Regions from separate parts of the Homo sapiens genome. Here region 2 is linked to region 1. Evidence: chromatin contacts called from ENCODE Hi-C or POLR2A ChIA-PET data. All regions are on one chromosome and are shown on one strand. Each heading gives the region's core, a stretch centred on a gene start or an enhancer-like site at or near the end of the contact. The rest is flanking DNA. Distances are from core to core; before and after follow the strand shown.

Region 1 (4,004 bases), core at 908-3,407:
GAGAATTCAGGAGAGAAGTCTTGGCTAGAAATTACAGAGGTTGGCTTGGTGCAGTGGCTCACATGTGTAATCCCGGTGCTTTGAGAGGCAGAGGCAGGAGGATCACTTAAGGCCAGGAGTTCTAGACTAGCCTAGGCAACATAGAGATCTCTACAAAGTTTTAAAATTAGCCATGCATGGTGTTGCATGTCTGTAGTCCCAGCTACTTGAGAGGTTGAGGTGGGAGGATCACTTGAGCCTGGGAGTTCAAGGCCATAGTGAGCAATGATTGCACCACTACACACCGTCCATCCTGGGTGACAGAGTGAAGCCCTGTCTCTAAATAATTAAAAAGAGAAAAAAAAGCAATTACAGAGGTGGATGCCATTGGCTTATAGATGGTAGTTACAAGCATGGAATAGATATGACCACTGCAGGAGATTACGGAGAACAGGAGGAGGAAAGAGTAGAGACAGCAGCAGGGAAAATCACTGCGTACAGGGTGGAGGAAGGCCTAGGAGCCATCCAAAAGGGTAGGAGGAGTGTGATGTCATGGAAGCTAGAAGGAGGAAGTGTGGAGCAACTACTGATCAGCAGTGCTCACACCTGGGCGTGCATCCGAATCACGGGTGTTTAGGGGTGCTTGTTGAAACACAGATTGCTGGCACCCCAGGTTTCTAACTCAGTAGGTCTGAATTAAGGCCTGAGAATTTGCATTTCTCCCAAGCTCCCAGTGCTGCTGCTGCTGCTGCTACTGGTCAGGGGACCACATTGTGAGAACCACTGCCATCTCGAGAGCCAGGGACACCCAGGCTTTGCTCATTAGTTGGCCCTTGGTGATCCCAGTCGAGCAATTTCCATGCAACAGTTGTGGGCAGGAGACAGATTTGGGGTGAGTTGAAGAGAGAATGGGCAAGCGGCCAAGCGTGGGTAGACTTGTCTTGTGAGAAATTGGCTATGGAAAAAAGATGGAGAATGGGTGCTAGATATAGATTCAGGAAGGAAAGAAAATTTGTGTGTGTGTATATGTGTGTATGTGTATGTATGATTCATTTGTTTGTTTCAAATACTCGTTAAGTGCCTACCTTTGCCCTGGCCCTCTTCTAGGTAGTAGTTAACTATGGTAACCAGGCCCACCCACTGCTTGCTTGGGCTTTGGGGCCAGGCACACTGGGGTTGAAACCCCAACCCTCTTCTTAGATACCCTGTGACTTCGTGCAAGGTGCTCACCACCTTGAGTCTCACTCAGTTCCCTCCCCTGCAAAATGACACCACAAGGCCTACCTTGCTCAGGTGTGGAGAGTTTAAACAAACTGCTCCACCTCAGGGGCCTAGCTCATTGCCTGGCAACTTGAGAGGCACTTACTAAATCTGTGACCTCCATGGGGGAGGGGTTCCTGCATCAGGCTCTGGGGCCCCAAGGGAGTGGAAAAGTGAACATCCTCCGGGTGGAAGCATGAGTGGCCTCCCCCAGCTGCAGCAAGAGCCAGGACCCAGGGAAGGCCAGCAACTGATGGAAGGTAGTCCCATAGGTCACAGGCATGGGGGGAAGTACCTTGTCATACTTTAGGGACATCTGCATGATTTGCTGACCTCATTCCACTTGTACATATTATCTTCTCTCACTCTCTTTCCTTCCTCCCACACATAAAGTGAATCAACCATAGTGATGGGATTTAGCCTCAGCCCAGGCTGAGTCACATGGATTTTCCTGCCACTGATGGCCAGAATCAGGCAGTGAAACAGTAGGAAATGTTAACACCTCACGCATGCTTTGTACTAATTGGTTTCTAGAATGTGTTTTCCATGGGCTATGTCTTTGAGTAGTACGGTTCCTCCACACGGCACCCTGCAAACTTTTCTCACAGTCACATGATGATGAATTCTCGTTCCTCCAGACACTGCCCAAGATGGGGGCTCAGCATCCTTAAAGCCCCTTGCGCCTCTTTGAGATGTCAAGCTGTGGGTTTGCAGGCGACGTCTATGGATGTCATCATCCTTGTGCCATAGTGGATTGCAGGGCTTGTCAGGCCCTGGATGGGCTCTGGAGAGAGGCCTGCTTCCAGATATATTTGCAGAGTCTGCACAATGAACAGGAATTTGGAGGGGAATTGAGTGAGCACTTTCCCATCACCTTCCAGCGTGTCTTCACCATCTATAAATAGCCCAGCTTGTTTGTGCTTATCCAGACAAGGACGCACGATGCAAAGGGAGAGCTGCCAGGAAAACCACTCTGGTTTCTGCTTCTTGTGCCCCTGGCCTCCCTCTGCTTGTCCCACATTTAAATGGTACCACTTTTTCAGTCCAAAAGTTCCTGTGATTCCTGGGACATTTTTGGCTACCAGGTGAGTATGTGGGGACTCATAGCAGATAACAGCAGAACCTTTGGATTTGGATTTCTGGGAAAGGGAGGGAGGCTCCTCCTGCCCTCCATCTGAGGAGCAAAGGAAACTGGGATTACTGATACTCCCATTTTGTCCTTTCCTGATGGAAGGATCCAAGTTCCATGAGCAGTAACATCCCTCCTGGGGCAGAATGCTTCTGAAGGACTGGCTTTGCATCTGCTATCTTCACAGATGGGCAGGGCCCTCTTGTTGCTGTTCATTTGAGAGAAAAACATCTCTTGGAGCATAAAACCTGTGCACACGGATGCTCACTTACATTATTGCCATCCCAAATGTGGTAGGAAAAGATTGGACTGGCTTGGCATGAGGAACTTTCCATCTGGTTCCAGCTCTGCCACCAATCAACTAGGTGGCCTTGGGTATATCACTCCCCACTCTCAGAGCACAGGACCTCTGTCTGTAATAAAATGGGGGCTTCAGCTGGGTAGTCTCTACTCACCTTTAACAATCAGAGCTGAAGTCTGAGATGTTATAAGTAGGCAGCCAGGAGAGCAGGAAGGGAGCGCTTACTTGCGTTGGCCTTGTATCCTCAGGCACCCGACTGGACAGGGCCACAGAGGTAAACAATGAGATGCAGTAGTTTTACACTAGGAGGGAGTGATAAGCAAGGTTGCAGAGTTGGAGAAAGAAAGAAGATAGGTTCTCAGGTGACAGGTGCTCCAAAATCCCAGACTTCACTGCTGTACAATTCATCCACGTAACCAAAAATCACGTGTACCCCAAAAGCTATTGAAATAAAGTAAAAAGTTGTCATAAAAAAAGAAGATAGGATAATTCGAGTGGTTTCTCTAGGATCTGCACATTTGACATCCATTATCATCTGTTCCCAATGCAATGAAAAGTGATGAACAATAGAGGATGTGTGGTGTGTGCCTCAGTGGTTTCCTAAGCACAGGCAATGGGGCGTTTCTATTTCTTTTCCTTTCCTTTTCTTCCCAGCTTTCTTTCCTCCTTGTCAAATTTTGTAGGCAGTTGAAGCCCAAACACTCGTACCTCCTTTCTGGGGCACGGGGTGGCGGCGGAGAGGGGTGTGTTGCTGCCAAAAAGAGTCACCATATGGACTTGGACTCTGGTTCAGTAGCAATCGGTAGATTTGCTCTTTCTTCTTTCATCCTTGCTCACCTCCAAAAGGTTTGTGGGTTCTTTTTGGTATTTTTTTTTTTGTGGCTGCTGTTAGTGCTACTGCTAATTTACTTGTTTGTTTGCTTGCCTTGGCTTCCTGTGCACTTCAACACCTTGTCTGTACCACATGTCTTGGCTTAACTGTCCCAACGCAGGCTAAATTGGGCCATGCCACTGGCTGAGTTCATGGTCTCGAGAGATGCACATGGTGCATCTTCCACATTGCCGTCTGTGCACGAGCCCCATCTTATATCTTGAGTCTGAGTGGGAAGAACAGGCCCCTCTGGATAGGTCGAGTGCATGATTTTTGTTTATTAGTAGTACTTTTAAACTGAGAGAGGCAAAGGTAATTTACTTAGCTGGCAGTGAGCCGGGGTGACACAGGCTGCCTGGCGTCCTTGATAACTCACTGTCTCCAAGGCCAGATCCCCAGCCTGGAAGACCAGAAGGCTGACTAAAGCAGCTTCGAGAAGGAGTCAAGAGCTTGGGCTCTGGAGT
Region 2 (4,004 bases), core at 976-3,475, 170 kb before region 1:
AATGTGCTATTCTAGGTTTCTGTGTCTATTCAAAGCTGTCTTGATCAGTAGACTTGGTAAAAGTGTTTGTTTTTAGTGATTTTTAAAAATCTCCTGCCAGTGGTAATTTTGCAAAATGGTTTTCTATGAACTAGTGCAGGGGGCACAGCTGTGATCCTGCAGCCACGTCTGGGTCTAAAGGAAGCCTTTCCTGCAGAAAGCAATAGAGCAGGACTGAGGGCAGGCTGATGAATGATGTCTGTTTCCCCTGCCCTGCTTCCACCCTAAGCCAAGGGGGCTCTGCCCAACCTCACTCAGCTCTTCAAATGCAGAGAGAAGTACCAGGACCAGCATTCTGGGCAGATCAGGGTGGTGCCCAGCTTTCCCTGGTGTCCGTGGCACCAGCCTGCTCTGTGTGCCAATACTGTTGGTGACAGGAGAGAGAGAAATCTGGCAAGATAGGGGGAAAACAGCTGAGGTGGAGAACAAGGATGCCCTCTTGGGAACAGATCCATTCATCTGATTGGGTAGGTGAGATGAGACACGCATGGCTCACCTACTCCATAGGGTGCATCTGGCACATTCCGACCACCTGCCCCATTGATGTTGATCCCAGAAAACATCTCACCACCTGAGATGAACATTAAAATACCCAAGCACTAGCTTTGTGTATGTCTGACCTCCTAGGAGAAAATATCAGCACATTTCAATTTAAAAGAATCTGTCTTCTTTCAGTTTAAGCATTTGTGCTGTTCTTTTAAATTGAAATTGCATGCAGTGAAGTGCAGAGGTCTTAGAAGTACAGTTCAATGAATATTTTGGTCTATGTACACCTGTGTAACCACCACCCAGACCTCGTTATAGGACATTTTCATCCTCCCAGGAGACTCCCTGGTACACCTCCCCAAGTGTAACTGCTGTTCTGAGATCTCTCACCAATGATTAATTTTGCCTGTTGTTGGGTTTCACATAATTGGAATCATACAGTACATCATCTTTTATGTCTGGCTTCTGTCATTCAACATTATGACTGTGAATTTCATCTGTGTTATGTATAGTTCTTTTTAAAATAGTATTTGCTATTTAATAATGAGAGTAGATAATCAATTTGTATACTACTCTCTAATTCACTCTTTGATCCTGAAGACACCTCTCGGATGGTGTGTTTGTTGTTAGACCTCTTTTACAGATGACAGAAGGGCTGCATAGAGACTTTAAGTGTTGCCCCCAAGGTCACACCTCAGATAAATGATGACGTCAGTACTAGTTCTGGTTTTCTGATGCACAGCATCATTCTCCATTCATCGTGAAGCCTGTGCCTTAAACTGTGTTATGAATGGTGAAAGAAGTAAAGGATGAAAGGAGGGAGGGGCCCCCAAACTGATCATATTTTGGTATTTTACTGTGTAGTATTTTGGTTACAGACTGACCAGTTAATTTAAAGGAGTTAACACTGAACCCAGCCAACTCACCAGTACCTGTAAAGTATGAAACGGATGGTGAGGGAGAAGAGAAAAGAGGTAGCCAACTTGGCTCAGCAGCCAGCCAGATCCAGGCAACGCAGCTTATCAGAAAGCAGACCATCCTAGCATAGCTCGCAGTTGCATGCACATCATCTGTTTGCCCGGTGAGGCTGCTGTTTGCAGGCCGCTGAATGTGTCGTGAATTTTTGCCAGAGTGGCATTATTCTGGCTTTTTGGTCTCTGAATGTGGGTGAGCCATCCCAGGCTCTGTTTGGTACAGTGCTTTTGGGAAGGGAATGGTGTGAGTTCTCTTCCTTTTCTCAAGTGGTCCTTGTGACACAGCTGAAGCGTCCTTTGCAGCATTGATACCTTATTGATGGCCTCGGTTTTATTGTACATGCTGAGTTTCCATTGTAAAGAGATCAGATCTGAGATAAAGAGAAGCTGGGTTTCCTTTGCTTTCTGAAGAGGTTTGCTGATACCCTGTCTGTTCTATATTGTCTTTAAGCAAGCAAAATCATTGCTGATTTATATATGTGGGCAGTTATGTATGCATTTCCATGAGCCCTCATGGCCTGTAATTCTGGTCCAGGGTGTGGCCTCTACTACTGAGATTATAGGACCCAGGTTCTTAACAAATGGCAAAAAAACACGGGCCTGATGGTCAGAAAGTTGCAATTAAAGACGGGGGTCTAGGAACCCCCAGTCCCAGGAAATCCAGAGTCCCATGACCTGGATCAGAACCTCGGAGAGCTCCAGGTACTTGGCTGTTGGCAGATATACAGAGGCAGGAGTTGCTCTAGTTCCAAGCCAACCCTCCTCTGCAGGAAGGAGCTCTTCTATGTGGATGGATAATAAGGGACTTCAAAGATTTGGGCCTCAATAGTCTTGGGCTTTATAGGTAAGGTGATCTGTTACATCACTTAACTGTGGAGGGAAGCTAAGGTTTCCACTGGAGCCACAGGCTGAGTGGTTTTGAGTCTCCCTCCTATAGTCATGCCACTGGTTCTTCTTAGGAGGTGAGATGTACTAGGAGAGCTCTGCCTAGAAGGCTCAGAGTTTGGTTTCATGGCCAGCTCTGCCCCTTGCTAGCTTTGTGGCCTTCATCTGATCTTGCATCTTCTCTGACTGGGTCTCACTATTCTTATGTATAAAAATATATGTTTGGCAAAATCAGTTGTTTTTTTTTTTCCTGACAGTGTTGTTGTTAGGAACAAGTGAAAAAATAGCTGCTAAAGCACTTTAATTTATAAGCCTTTGCCAGTGTACAGTTGTATCATTGCTAGCATCATCACCTATTTTTAGAGCCTGTGGATAGGAATCCATGACGTCAGGATTCTGTGAACATAAGGTGTTGTCCAAGCAGTGCACCATCCCCCAACTTATATTTGCATGGTAATTGGTTCTGTGGGGTCAGCATGCATGTCACATATTTTTAGTCAGAAGCAAGTACACAGAGACTTGTGGTTTGCTGTTCAATTTGAAAAGTGTTTGAATGAAAGCTTGTCCTGTGGTCTTTTGGAAGTAACTGGAGATTTCTGTAGGGACTGACAAGAACAACAGACGTTTGAGTGTCCATTTTGCAGAGGCTAAACTGGGAGGGGAGAGATTGTAGGCAGGAAGACATGATTATAATCCAGGCAGTACTCCAGGAAACAGTGGTTAAGAGATGAGCTCTCGCCTGTAATCCCAGCATTTTGGGAGGCCAAGGTGGGCGGATTACTTGAGGTCAGGAGCTTGAGACCAGTCTGGCCAACATGGCGAAACTCTGCCTCTACTAAAAAACACAAAAATTAGCCGGGTGAGGTGGCACGTGCCTGTAATCCCAGCTATTCGGGAGGCTGAGACATGACCATTGCCTGAACCCGGAAGTGGAGGTTGCAGTGAACTGAGATCACGCCATTGTACTCCAGCCTGGGCAACAGAGTGAGACTGTCTCAAAAGAAAAAAAAAATGAGAGAGATGAGCTCTGAAGCTAGACAGGTTGAGTTCCAATCCTGGCTCCTACTTGTCTGACCTTGAGCAAGTTTGCTTAGCCCCCTGGGTCTTGTGTGGGTGTCTGAGTAGGGCCATAGTGTAGATTAAAAGTTGCAGTCCAGGTGAAGCTCTTAGAGCGGGGTTTGGCACATGGTAAGCACTCAGATGTTAGCTGCTATTCATGTGGGAGTCTTCTATTCATTTTATTGTGGTAATATATGTAACATAAAATTTACCATTTTAGTTATTTTAAGTGTACAGTCAGTAGCATTAATTACATTAGAATGTTGTGCAACTATCCGTACTATCTATGTCCAAAACATTTTCACTACTCCTGAGAGAACCCTTTAACTATCAAACAGTAACTTCCCATTCTGCCTCTCCCAACCTTTCAGGTAACCTCTAATCTACTTTCTATCTCTATGAATTTGCCTATTCTAGATATTTCACATAGGTGGACTCATACAATGTTTATCCCTTTGTGTGTTTTATTTCACTTAGCATAATGTTTTCCAGGTTCATCCATGTTGTAGCATGTATCAGAACTTTATTCCTTTTCGAGGCTGTATAATATTCCATTTTGTG

What was found. Hi-C counts contacts between places; a loop is a spot of excess contacts on that map. ChIA-PET counts read pairs that join two places held with the same protein, here RNA polymerase II (POLR2A). Pooled maps may share reads with other maps.
Region 2: a loop to region 1 is called in a map of breast epithelium, with 9 times the contacts of the local background. The contact joins two enhancer-like sites. A Hi-C loop is called at or near these places in 8 of 168 maps with a recorded cell type or tissue (CD4-positive, alpha-beta memory T cell, Right ventricle myocardium inferior, breast epithelium and 3 more) and 3 of 50 pooled maps. POLR2A ChIA-PET finds 5 or more read pairs at or near these places in 2 of 52 experiments (activated T-cell and activated naive CD4-positive, alpha-beta T cell).

The regions. Positions count from the first base shown.
Region 1 is chrX:19,577,281-19,581,284 of GRCh38, reverse strand. All of the region lies in intron 12 of SH3KBP1 (SH3 domain containing kinase binding protein 1), which reads left to right. Among named protein-coding and RNA genes, the nearest start is that of MAP3K15, 64 kb to the right of the region's middle. Within about 2 kb of position 2,157, at least 2 of the 41 ENCODE cell types and tissues checked have a DNase peak (open chromatin) inside an H3K27ac peak, as active enhancers do.
Region 2 is chrX:19,749,457-19,753,460 of GRCh38, reverse strand. All of the region lies in intron 2 of SH3KBP1 (SH3 domain containing kinase binding protein 1), which reads left to right. Among named protein-coding and RNA genes, the nearest start is that of SH3KBP1, 140 kb to the left of the region's middle. Within about 2 kb of position 2,225, at least 4 of the 41 ENCODE cell types and tissues checked have a DNase peak (open chromatin) inside an H3K27ac peak, as active enhancers do.